Regions from separate parts of the Homo sapiens genome. Here regions 1 and 2 are each linked to region 3. The links are chromatin loops, found by intact Hi-C in ENCODE. Cell type or tissue: B cell. All regions are shown on one strand.

Region 1 (4,000 bases), 120 kb after region 3:
ACTTAAAAGGTTCTCAATAAAAAGATCTATGCAGTATTGATGTTGTTATTATTACAGAACATCTGATCCTTGGTTTATGTAAGATGGCTCTTACTTTTTCATGAATTTTACTTATTTAAAGTTCAGAGATTTGACCTGCCACGTGGGCAGGGACCCCCTAAATGTCCCCACCAATTGTATAAACTGCTTCTGTTTCATCTTCTTTCTTGGTAGAGAACCCACTACTTTTTTTGGTTAGACAGGTCTACTTTGAGCAAGGTTAAAAGCTGCTTCCTGATGACACAATCACTGTTTCTAGCTACTTCAGTCCATGACAATAGTTTGGAGAGCTGATGAAGATCTGTGTTGTCTTCTCTCCAGTCTAAATATTCCCAGGTCCTTTGTCCTTTACTCATAAGACCTGGTCTCAAATCTCCCTCTCCTCAGGGTCACCCTCCTTCTTCATTAACTTTGATCTGTTTCAGTCAAAATCTCTGTAAGATTTCTCTACCCCTTGCTTCAATGACTTCTCATGTACCTAAAAGGAGGTCCAGATCCCTCCAGTGCCTTCTCAAACACACATACCTGTTTTCCTGCCAACTCATAATTCATTCCAGTTGACACTTTCAAGCAAACAATGCAACTCTAAGATGTCACTAATCTACACAGTAAGAACATATCCTAGCACTGATATGAAACACCCACCCACGCATGTGGGCTAGAAGGAACGCTGGAGCCAGACCTTCTTCCTTCCCTAACACGGAACCAGGCCAGTGGGACATCTGGCTTAAGCTGCCTTTGCCAAGGTCAACCTATGTGGCTTGGCACTTTCTTCATACATAAGGGAAGAATCCATCATGTCCTTTTTTCATACACTTGACTTTGTGATGATCACAGTTGGTGAAGATGGCCTATTTGTCTGAAATGTATTTTTTTCTAATTAAGAACTATTGCTAAACGGCAACTCTGTGCCTAGGATTCTTTAAAGAAAAAAGGGAAGAAAAGCTGACAGAGTCAGACAGGCCTGGGCTTGTGTCCTGGCTTTCTGTCTCTGGCCTCAAACTTGGCAACTCTAAAATGAGCAAGTGAGACTGAAATGCCATCAGTGACTGGGAGCCAAACGCAACCAGGTAGTGTGCTTACAGGCTCCCTCTTCTGGTGTAGAACTCCCTGAGAACCTGTAGCCAGCACACTGGGGGCTCAAAGGACAGAGTCAGATTTTAAAAGGGACCACATTTTCAACTATCCTCTCACATTTTAATTTTCTGTGCATGTATCAGTCTTTCTCACTAGATGAGGAGCATCTTAAGGGCCTAGAACACCTATTATTAATTTTAGTAAAATCAGTACATGTCACAGAGTACCCCTCAGTAAGTATTGGCTGAACTCAACTGAACTAGTCCCCAAATCCACAGACATTATCCTTTCAAACCTCCATGCCTTTGCTTATGCTATCATCTCTGTCTACCCTCTTGAAATCTTCCTGAAGATTTCAACCTTCCTGAAGATTTCAACCATGGAAACCTCAAGATTTCCATGAAGTCTTCTTTGAACACCACCTCCCAAACCTAACCACTTTATCTCCCTTCCTCAGAACAGAATTTCACACTTTGTTCTTCCAATGCATCTTGCAAAGCCTATCTCACTAGGATCCTCAAGTAGGATCCTAGTGAGAAAGACAATGAAGACAGTATCATGTACTGTCTTCCTTGTCTGTCTTTGTCATGTACTGTCTTTCTCACTAGGAGAAAGTATCATGTACCGTCTTCATTGTCTGCCTTTCTCACTGATCCTACTTGAGGACAGGGCTATGTCATTTCACCTCTGTGTCCCCAGTTCCCAGAACAAAGGTCTGGAAGGAATGTTTGATGTCATCTAGCTCAAATAAATGTTTCAACTATGCTGTTATGCCTCTGCAATGACCCTGTTGATTAGGAATTAATCAGCATGGAGAGTAAACATGCTCTTTCTTTTCCAAGACTTTTCCCCTGCTACATCTTTGGGGTTCTTTGCCTTTAAGATTTTGCTCCTGCCATGTCTGTAGCCAGGAATACTGTCAATCCATCTCCTCTGGGAGGGTTTCCCTTCTTTACTGTTGCCCAGAGCATTACTATCTCTCCCCACTCCTACAGCTCCTACTGTCTGTACCACCTCTGTGGTGATAAATTAACACTAACCTGGTGATAAGCCCCTTTAACCCACCGATCACTGACATATGTGTGCACCACCTAGTGGCACAAGCAGATATGCGTAGGCTGTTGTTTTAACCTCTAGCTCTTAAAACAGGATTACAAAACCTGCATGTTCTAGGTGCAAACGAAAACAAAAGTGTATGTTCCAGAATGACTCTGCAACAATTTTTAGCTAAGAAACTGGAATATTTAAATAATTCCCTCAAAGTCATTCAAAAATAAAAGGACTGAAATGAAGTGAAAATTTTCCTTACTAGTCTACCAGGCACAATCATTTGAGATTGCCAATGAAAACTATGTGGCATTTGTAAAAATAGAGCACATGGTTTATAGAATTTGACCAATAATGTACAATCAGCCATATACAGAGAGGGGCATGTTGGACATAAAGAATTACCAAATTATTATAATTGGTTGCCAACTGAGAGAGATAAGAGCCTTTAATATGGATGGTAGGATAGGGAGGAAATGAAGCCAGTAAGGTAGGTGGCAGGTTTAATAGGCAGACAGGGCCTGATGACTCTTGAACCACTTTCTGACCAAAAGCTACAGTCTAAGGAAGGCAGAGCCTTCACATGTGTAGTAGTGGTTGTGTGTGTGTGTGTGTGTGTGTGTGTGTGTGTTTGTGTGTGTATGTGCGTTTGGGGTCGGGGAGAGGACATTCATCTCAGACAAAGAAGTTCCACATTTGGATGGAGGAGAATGCATCCAAGTGTGCCTGTGTGGGATTCTATGGACTACTGAAGGAATGTGGGTATGCCAGCGTTGGATCAATCAGGAGTAGATATGTGGACTCCTGGCTGTGTATGACCCCTGCATCCAGCCTTCCCTGATAAACATGGTGCCCCATGGACATTCAGAGGAAACCAATTTCTTTGCTTAACCACTGTGTGGTGAATGCTGAGTATGACCTCATAAGGACAATGGAGGGTGGGGATTCTAAGGTCAGCAGGAGTAACCTCTGAATTGGGTATCCAGGGATTGCCAGAGTGTCTATAGTGGATGCTTGAGGAATTGTCCACCAGCACCCTTGCTCCAGGAATTATCCATTATTCCCCCATGCATCGAGTGAATGCTGTTATATTAGTACCATGTCACCCCACCTCTAGTCACAGTGGACTTCTCCAAAGGTAGAAGTCCTAAAAGCTGGGCTAATTAGACACCTTACTCAAGAACTTTGGACCTTTTCTGGATTCAATTATTCTCTCTGAAAACTATAGTTGTCCTAAGTTAAAGAACCTATCTTTAAAATTTTCATAATTATGAAAATCACACATGCTGATTTTTGTCATTTTCCAAATTTCCAGAAAATTCAGAGTAAAAGTAGAAAAATTGCTTTGAGTCAACTGCAACCAAGAACTGGGAATATTTCCAGAAAATTCAGAGTAAAAGTGAAAAGTAATGAAATCCTACCACTGAAAGAGAACCATAGTTAATATTTTGGTGTATTTTCTTATCATCTTTCTCACTATGTGTATATATTTAATGATATTGTATTTATATATAATAAATGAAGTACAAGTCTAATCCTGTGCAACATTATGTTCATATAATTTTTCATCCCAGGCTGCATCTTTGTTTTGAAGTAGGAGAGTGTAAGTCACATATATTTATGGTCATAGCTAATACATTTGATCTTACAACTGTGATTTTGTTTCTAATCTTTTTCTTTTCAGGGAAGGTAGCATTAATCAACAAGATACCAGTAGGATAAACACTTGCTTATTTTGTCACAAGGAGCCAGTTTGAAAAGCCCAGCTACTGCAGCCTACCAATATAGATAAAGCCTTCTGAATCTGGGAGACTCTTCAGGCAATATTCAACTTAGA
Region 2 (4,000 bases), 73 kb before region 3:
AACATCCATCATTGTAAGTGGATTAACAAGCAATCAGCTACACTTAACACCAACTCTCCTGTAGCAATTACTTTTTGTTCCAGTGAGGAGGATTCTACCACCATAAAAATCAGAGGAGTTAAGGATGCTGTCTGATATCACACAGCAGTCACAGAACAGTGACCATTAGAGCTGAGTATGGTCTAATTAATGTCACCATTTACAACCAAGACTCTAAGACAAAAAGTGATTTGACCAAGGTCTCACAGTGAACTGGATTTTTACATGTTAGATCAGAAACATTTGAGCAGTTCTTATATAACTTCTCCACCCTGTGCCCTAAATTCTAGGCCATGCCATCACCAGCGAATGGAATCTTTCTTGAATAAAATAAATTATAAAAATTTAATTCACAGGATATGTTTCCAGAGGGTGTTTTTATAGAATGCCATTATGTGCTCCTCGAAAAAACTCCTAGGATAAACCTGGATTCTTTCTACAAATTCTACCTCAGGTTATACCTGGGGTACATGGAAGTAGAGCTGGACAGACCTGGGTTTGAAGCTGTATGGCCTAGGTAAGTGGCTCCGCCATGGTTTCATCAGAAACTAGGTAAGGAGAGATGTATAAATCACAGTGCTCCACAAAGGTAGCTTTCAGTATTACTGATTTCAGAAACCTTCAGTCCTACCTTCCACCTTCTGGCAGAGCCATTCATTTAGAAAGGCTTGAGTGGGGGGTCTGAAGGTCTGAAGGTGCTGGCAGGTGCTGCAAGTGTGACCTGAGAACCCAGAGGTGAATGAGCATAATGGTAACAAACAGGGACTCAGGCACAAGCGCAGTGACTGCGCTGCTCTCTGAGTGTGTGAGCCCAGGCAAGTTACTTCACTTCTCTGTGCTTCACTCTTCTTGTCCATAGAATGTGGATCATAGCAGACTGTCTCACAGGAACGCCCTCAGGAGGAAATGAGGTTGTATTTGTAAAGCACGTAGAATAGTGCCTGCCACATAGGAAATCTGATATAAATGTTTACTGACTAATAGAAATACCTGATTAAGAACACCCAGTCAGGTGCTCTGCGTCTGCAGAGGGGAATGCTCATCTTGGGCCCTCCCTGGTGAACCATCCTGCAGAAACAGGCTCCTGTGGACAGTTCCTTCACGCTTTCCCCTAGGTATGTGAGGCTAATACACTGGCAAGAAACACGGTTTATTTTCTGTTTCTTAACCCTGGCTGCTTATTAGAACCATGCAGCAGCTTTGTAAAAATACTGATGCCCAGAACACCCCACTGACTGCCCCCACCAAGATTCTAGTTCAGTGTTCTGGGGAAGAACTCCAGCAAACTGTTCTTCTAATTTGCATTGTGGCTGCAAATTGTGCAGCCACAAGGAGAAGAGGACCAGTGGTCTAGTGTGAGCTTGGCCCAGGCTCTCTGCTCCCTGGGTCTCGGTTTCACCATCTGTCATAAGAAGGGGCGGAGCTAGGTGGTCTCTCAGTCCCCTCCAGTTCTAAAACACTTAAGCTCAAGAGGATCAGAAGCCCCAGTAAGTGGCTGGGGCTGGCTCTGATAACACCACTTTGGTCAGAACAACAGGCAAGGGTGTGGGGTGAGTAGACAAGAGAACATGCCTACATCAAGCAAATAATTTTTCTCAGACACAGTCTTTTCCTTGGAACAGGACAAGAAGTACCAATATAATAGACGTGCAGTGTCTCAGGGAACTCACAAAGCTTCCTGCAAGTAGATTGGATTTGTAAGAAAACGTAAGCTGCATGCATGAGGAGAAGGAGAAAGACATTTTTCAAAGGATGAAGGAAGAGGATTAACATATTCGCCACCACAGCAAAGAAGGGGTCCAAATACATGCATGTCAGGGTACAGATCCAGGCTCCTAGGAGGGTAGGAGAAGGGAAAGGAAGGGAAATCTCGGTGGTTGAGCACCTGCTCTGTGCCAGGCGCCAGGGGGCGCATTACTTATATAAGCTCATTGGATCCTGCCAGCCTTGCAGAACGGCTGGCACTCTGATCTCTGTCCTGCAGGCAGGTTAAAGAGCTGTGCCACTGGCCCCAGTCCACATGATGAGCAGCTGCGACGTCAGTCTAACTCCAAAACCCTGCGCTCTTCCCTGACAGCTTGATGCCTCACTTATCCAGAGCTTCCTGTCCTTGTAACGTCACACACCCAGATCACAGCAAAGAGCCAGAAGGAAGCAGAAAAGCCCCTAGAACAGTGCAAGCCAGACACACAGGGACCACAGTCAGGGTCCTGTCAAGCCTCAGGAGAGGCCTCCCAACTTTTTGGGGACACTAGGGTGATGGGGAGATACCTCCGGATTTCTGGAAAGAAGGGGCAAAGCTCATTGTTAGAGAGCTGGTCCACAAACACAGAGGGATGCAGAATGGGAACTGGTAGGCTACTAGGAGACGGGGGCCCTCCCAGGACACAGTTTCTGACTGCCTGACACTACGAACACGTCATCGAAAGGAAGCAGGTGTCAGTTGGCTGTGCTGCCGAAGTACCTCGGGAGCTCTGATGGGGCAGTGACAAGCCCAGCCTGTCTGTCAGGGACAGGGCAGCCTGACAGCGCTAGGATGGTCAGGCCTTCTCAGCACAGCCAGCACCACGGTGGGGTAACTGCACAGCTGCTGGCCACAGCCAGGGGACCTGCCCTCACCCATCCCGCCGCCCCCGCCCTTCTGCCCCACCTTTGCTCTCTCCAGTTGCCTTGTGGATGTCACTCAGCTTCCCCTCAGCTCTTGATTTGAGAGAAGGGCCAGGGATCATGCTTAGGACCAAACTGGCTCCACAGCACCCCTCTCTTTACTTAAGGGACTGAGGGGGAGAACAACACCTGTCAGAAAAATCCCAGTCCCTTCCACTCACACACATCTTGAGAATTTCCCCGGAACCCATGCCCTCTCTTTGCTCAAGGTCAGAGCCCTGACCACAGCCCACAGTGGACTGAGCTGACCCGGGCCAGATTGGGATCTTAGCTGTCTCCCTCCACACATGCCCTCTTTTGGCACATAGTAGGTACCCCATATGTGAATGTTGAAGTGGATGGAGAAGCCCAGCCTGCTCACTTTAAAGCCATGCCTTCAAATAGCACCCAGTGACTAGCTCTTGCGTTTTAATGGTGCAAATGTGGCAATAACAAAGGTGGTAAATGTCTATTTGTCTTCCCATCTTCTAGCAAGGCCATTCTCCAGTTCCTGAGTTCCCCATGGTGTCCTTTCAAAGCCCTTCTCTTTAATGCCAAGTGGAGGAGTTCCAGACAGCAATTTGCATTTTCAATTCTAGAAATCATTAATATTTTAAAGCTGCCAGCACCATGGTTTATTAACACACATTTCCTACCTGCTACTGTTAAAGGGAAACTTTCTGTTTGAGAAAATTTGAACATGGGGTGATTTCCCAACTTTGGTTCAAACTCTGCTCTCAACCCCTGCTCTTAGGACCACATGGTCTAGTGTGGGAGATGGATATGCAAGTTGACAGTGGAATTCTGAGTGCTCACTGAGTTGATTGAGGGAAGCACGGGGTACTGGGGAGCCCAGAGGGAACCCCCTGGCTCAGCCTGAAGGGTGGGCACAGGGTTCTTAGAGGAGGGCTTCTGATTTTAGGGTAACATTTGTACAGATTGTGGAAAGAATGTAAGAGAATCAGAAGGCCTGTGCATAGACACTGGCTTTTGCAACTACTTTGAGTTGTCTTGGCAATAGATTGAGGTTAAGATCAAGGGTCTCTGAGTCAGACAGGCCTGGGTTCAAATTCCAGCTCTGACACCACTGGCTGTGCAGCAATAATCATGGCTAATATTATTTGAGCTGTTACTGGGGTGTCAGAGAGAAGGCTGCCTGACAGGCCTAGGACGATGAAGCCTGCTCAGTACAACCAGGGCCACAGTGGGGGTGATCTCAATGGGTGACCACAGCCGTGGGAACCTGCCTTATCTATCCTCTCCACCTCTCCCTCCCAGCCCACCTCTGCACTCATCAGTGTGGGTGATTTCTTTT
Region 3 (4,000 bases):
GCAGAGACAAATCTGGTTTCATTCCTTTGGTGAGAATCTACTAAGTACCTCCTGAGTGCCAGCCCTGTGCTAGGTGGAACTGAGTGCTTCACTGTCCAGCAGTGGAAAGAGACAGGCAGCAGACTACCACCAGCCATGTGGCTAACAAGCATTAGGAGAAAAACTGGGGCAGAAGCAAAGGAGGGGGTGCTGCCTCTGGAGGAGACTAGGAAATCTTCATAAGGACGGTCACCAACTTCTGTGTTGGGGCTTGGAGGATGAGAGGAGCTTGTTGGGTGTGTGACCCTAGGGTGGGGTAGTTCTCATAAGGTGAAGGCAAGTGGCACAAACCACAGGCTCACTGTGCACAAAGGGTGCAATGTGATGATCTGCATGAATTTGGGGAGGGGGAGATCACTGCCGGTTAAGGGATCCTAGAAGGCTTCAGGAAAGTGGTGATCTCTGACTGGGGCTTTGATGGATGCGCGACATCTTGGGGAGGTGGGGGAGTAGTGAGGCCGGGGTTCTTCAGGTCCTCTCTCTCTCCATTTTCTGTGAGTGAGGGCAGGAGCAGGCTTCGTTGGGCAGAGGCAGGAGAAAAAAATTCTAGCATGAATCCTGGATTAGGTGAGATCCCAGCAGCTGACACAGATGCCTCCACAGTGGGGCCATACCCTCGGGGAATCTGAACCACAGAGCAGCAGAGTTGAAATGGATCCGAGAGAGCCCCCTTTCCAAGGGGGAGAAGCCCACCCAGGAAGAAAGAGGTGAAAAAAGCAGGCCCAGGTCCCCAGTCTTGGAGGTCAAGGTTCTCCCCGACTTTGAGGAATTGCAGATGCCCATTTCAAATGACATATTTGAGAAGGAAAGGTGGCTGAAACCTACAAAAGTCTTCTTTGTTAAGTATCTTATATCAAATGTATCTCTCTTTTTTTCTCTCTGTAGCATTTTTCAGCCCACTGTCACGTGATTGTTTGTTTAACAGCTCCCTGACTAGAACATAAACACCGAGGGGATGTTCCTGCTATATCCCCAGCACCCAGCGCAATGTCCTCCATACAGAACACTCACTAAACACGTGTTTAGCGAAAGAAGTTAATCCTTATGGTGGTCCTACAAAATCGATCTTATTATCTCTGTAAAGACTCAGAGTAGTAAAGTAACTTGCCAGAAGTCACATAGGTGGTGAGTGCTCAAACTCAGGGTTGTCAGATTCCAAAGACAGCTCTTTCCACTACCCTACCCCTCCTCAATGAACTGTACTTTCCAGAGCTTCTTGCCTAATGCTCACTCTGTGGGACCCTCAGCTCATCTCTGACTTTCTCTGACATTCCTAGGGGGTCTGTGAAAAGCCCCACAATCATGAGGGGTGCGGTGGAAGGGGAATAGGTTGTCACCTCTAGAAGCTCTGAACTTATCCTCTGGTGGCCAGGGAAAACTGGACTGGTTCTTCATCTGTGGTTCTTCTACTTCTCTCCTGCCCAACTATCTGTGCCCAGAGAGTATCCAAATGGCAGGGTATGTGCAGAACGCCCTGTCAAGGAAGCATTGAAGGCCCACACATGTATTCAATGCATGTAAAATGGACCACAGTTGGCTGGGTTGGGGGGCTAAGGAGTTGTGGTGGGAATAAGTGGGGTGGGCAGCATAAGGGCTGCTCCCAGTTTCCTGAGGGACCACTGTGGGCACAGTGAGTGCCTGAGGGTAGGAGTTATGAGGAGGCAAAGTTTGATCACATGGTGGATGTCTGCCCAACAAATCAATCCATGACCCTGACCTCTGCTGATACTCCCTTCAGGCCATGAGCCCTTCCAGAGTAGGGACCATATGGGATTCATCTTTGCTAAATGGCTGTTGATTGATTTGCCTGACTCAGAGGAAAATAGCAACTCAGGAGTTGAAGGACTGCACCCCAGCCCACTCCAATGGGGAAGTGCCCCCATGAACCACCTGTAGGAGGGGCTGGGGTAGTTCTGCTTGCTCTCATCTATGTCTGCAACCTCATCTCTTCCTGCTACCCAGCACTTCACTGTGCCGTCCAACCAGAACTACTTTCAGTTCCTTGAATAAGCCAGCCTCTCTTGCAACTCCAAACCTTTGTTTAGGCTCTCCTGTTGCCTGAGATAGTTCCTTAACTTGGGGCCTCCTGCAGCCACCCACAACTCTCCTACCCCAGCCATGTAAGGAGCTCTCTTTTGTATCCTTTCCCAACATCCTGAGAGCTCGGGACCAAAGTAAAGCTCACCCTGCATCCCAACTGTCTGCTGTTGAGACTGTGACTTCTTTAAGGTGGCAAGGGGGGCTTAACAATTTGATTTCTCCGTGCCTAGCACAGGGCTCGGAACAGAGGAAGGATCCAATAATGTTCCCTGCACAAAAACATTTCCCTACGGTCAGAGCTATCCAATAATGAGATAGGCTGCACTGGAAGGCAGTGAGTGAGCTTCTTGTCTCTAGTGGAATGTTACTGGAGGCTGGGTGATTGCATGGCAGGGAGACAGCAGAAAGCTTCTTGTCCTGTATAGGAGGCTAGACGAGGTGAACTCTGGGGTTCCTTATAGGACTAAGGTCCTAGGACTCTAAGAATTACCCCCCACACTCAGAGTACCCCCTGGAGCAGCAAGGGAGGGTATGGCCAGCCTCTGGGACCTGCTGAATCCTGGCATCCAAACAAACATCCATCCATGTTGGCTGAACACAAACCTTCCACTGCTTCATGATATAGCATTCATGAAATCCTATATATTCTGATTCCACATGGCATAGATATGTCTTTTCCCCTCTCTGGGCCTCAGTTGTCCATCTATAAGATAGGGGTGAAAGGCTGAACTGGGTTCTCTCTAAAGAGACAATTTCTAAGAAAACTCCAGGAATTGTCCAATTGGTATCTTGAGGCCATGTTGCCTGGTAAGGCTGAAACTATGAAGACATGGTGGGCTTTTAAATTAAGCAGGAAATATTCATCTAAAAGCTCAAGGGTCCTGCAGTCACAGAATGCACTGCAGTACTGGATGGTCTAATGGCCAGCAATGAAGGCCTAATCAGGAGGCAGGCAAAAGGGATGGTGCCACAGAAGCACATGGCTAAGGGACTCTGTGATCAGACTGCCTGACGCATGGCAAAGCAAGAGGGGCCTCAGTTTTGAAACCTGGTTCTACCCTTTCCTGGGTGTGTGGCCTCAGGCAAGTTACCTAATCTCTCTGAGCCTGTTTTATCCACTGCTGAGGTTGTTTTATATATGGAAAGTATTTAGTGTCTGGCCCAAAGCAGGTATTCCTAGAAACCAGGCTTTGCCTGTAATGAACACTTTCCCACCTCCATTTCCTGCCTGGCAAATCCAAAAAAAACATAAGCTTGTCACATGGCAATATGGAAGGCAAAACCCTGCTCTAATGGAGAAACACACTGCTATTCTGACAATGGGGAAAAGCCTAACAACTTCCTCTGGATGTTCTAAATACCTAGGCAGTTGTTAGAAAAGGGACAGCCTGGAGTTGTCCCTCAACCCCATCCCCACTGCCCCCAGGAAAACGGAGTCTAGGGAGAAAGGGGAAGGAGGGTCCTGAATTGTTCGGCCACCCTGAAATCAACTTTTAAAATAATCTGGGATTATTTTAAACTGTGGCTACTTCTGATTTGGGCAACAGTTCAAAAAAAGTCCTTCAAAGTAGAAGATGACTGATATTTTTCAGACAAACTACTCCACTTCTTATTACTAGGTCTCTTCCTGCCATCTGAATTAAGCAGGATACAACAGTTTTTGAAACTGCCCCACCACTAACTCTAAACCGGCAGGCAGACTGTGGGCCTCTTAGGCCTTACCTCCACAAGGGAGATGTAAACATCTAACTAGACAAAATGGCTCTTGTCCACCCGCTTTGGGCCTTTCTCAAAGCCCAACTTTTTTATAGTACTCCTGCTCATTGTGAAAATGAACTGAGGCTGAAAGAGACAGGAAAGAGCTCTGAGATAAACAGGCCCCAAGAAGAGAGTCCTGGCAAAGAGAAGACTGAGCCACAAC

What was found. Hi-C counts contacts between places; a loop is a spot of excess contacts. Peaks named below come from ENCODE experiments on the same cell type or tissue, not always from the same donor. Only the 100,000 strongest peaks of a DNase experiment are listed, where the experiment ranks them.
Region 1: a loop joins it to region 3, with 23 times the contacts of the local background. A loop is called at or near these places in 1 of 110 quality-filtered maps.
Region 2: it touches region 3 in a loop (9-fold over the local background); 1 of 110 quality-filtered maps calls a loop at or near these places.

The regions. Positions count from the first base shown.
Region 1 is chr1:48,868,593-48,872,592 of GRCh38, forward strand. The region is part of intron 5 of AGBL4 (AGBL carboxypeptidase 4); the gene reads right to left. Among named protein-coding and RNA genes, the nearest start is that of BEND5, 94 kb to the left of the region's middle. In B cell, CTCF peaks have their summits at 2,186 (motif pointing left) and 2,387; a DNase peak (open chromatin) is centred at 2,199.
Region 2 is chr1:48,675,566-48,679,565 of GRCh38, forward strand. All of the region lies in intron 6 of AGBL4 (AGBL carboxypeptidase 4), which reads right to left. Among named protein-coding and RNA genes, the nearest start is that of BEND5, 99 kb to the right of the region's middle. In B cell, CTCF peaks have their summits at 1,935 (motif pointing right) and 2,134; a DNase peak (open chromatin) is centred at 1,946; H3K27me3 peaks cover 208 bases.
Region 3 is chr1:48,748,329-48,752,328 of GRCh38, forward strand. The region is part of intron 6 of AGBL4 (AGBL carboxypeptidase 4); the gene reads right to left. All of the region lies in intron 3 of BEND5 (BEN domain containing 5), which reads right to left. Among named protein-coding and RNA genes, the nearest start is that of BEND5, 27 kb to the right of the region's middle. RefSeq lists an enhancer at 1,966-2,095. In B cell, a CTCF peak has its summit at 1,923; a DNase peak (open chromatin) is centred at 1,993; H3K27ac peaks cover 2,295 bases.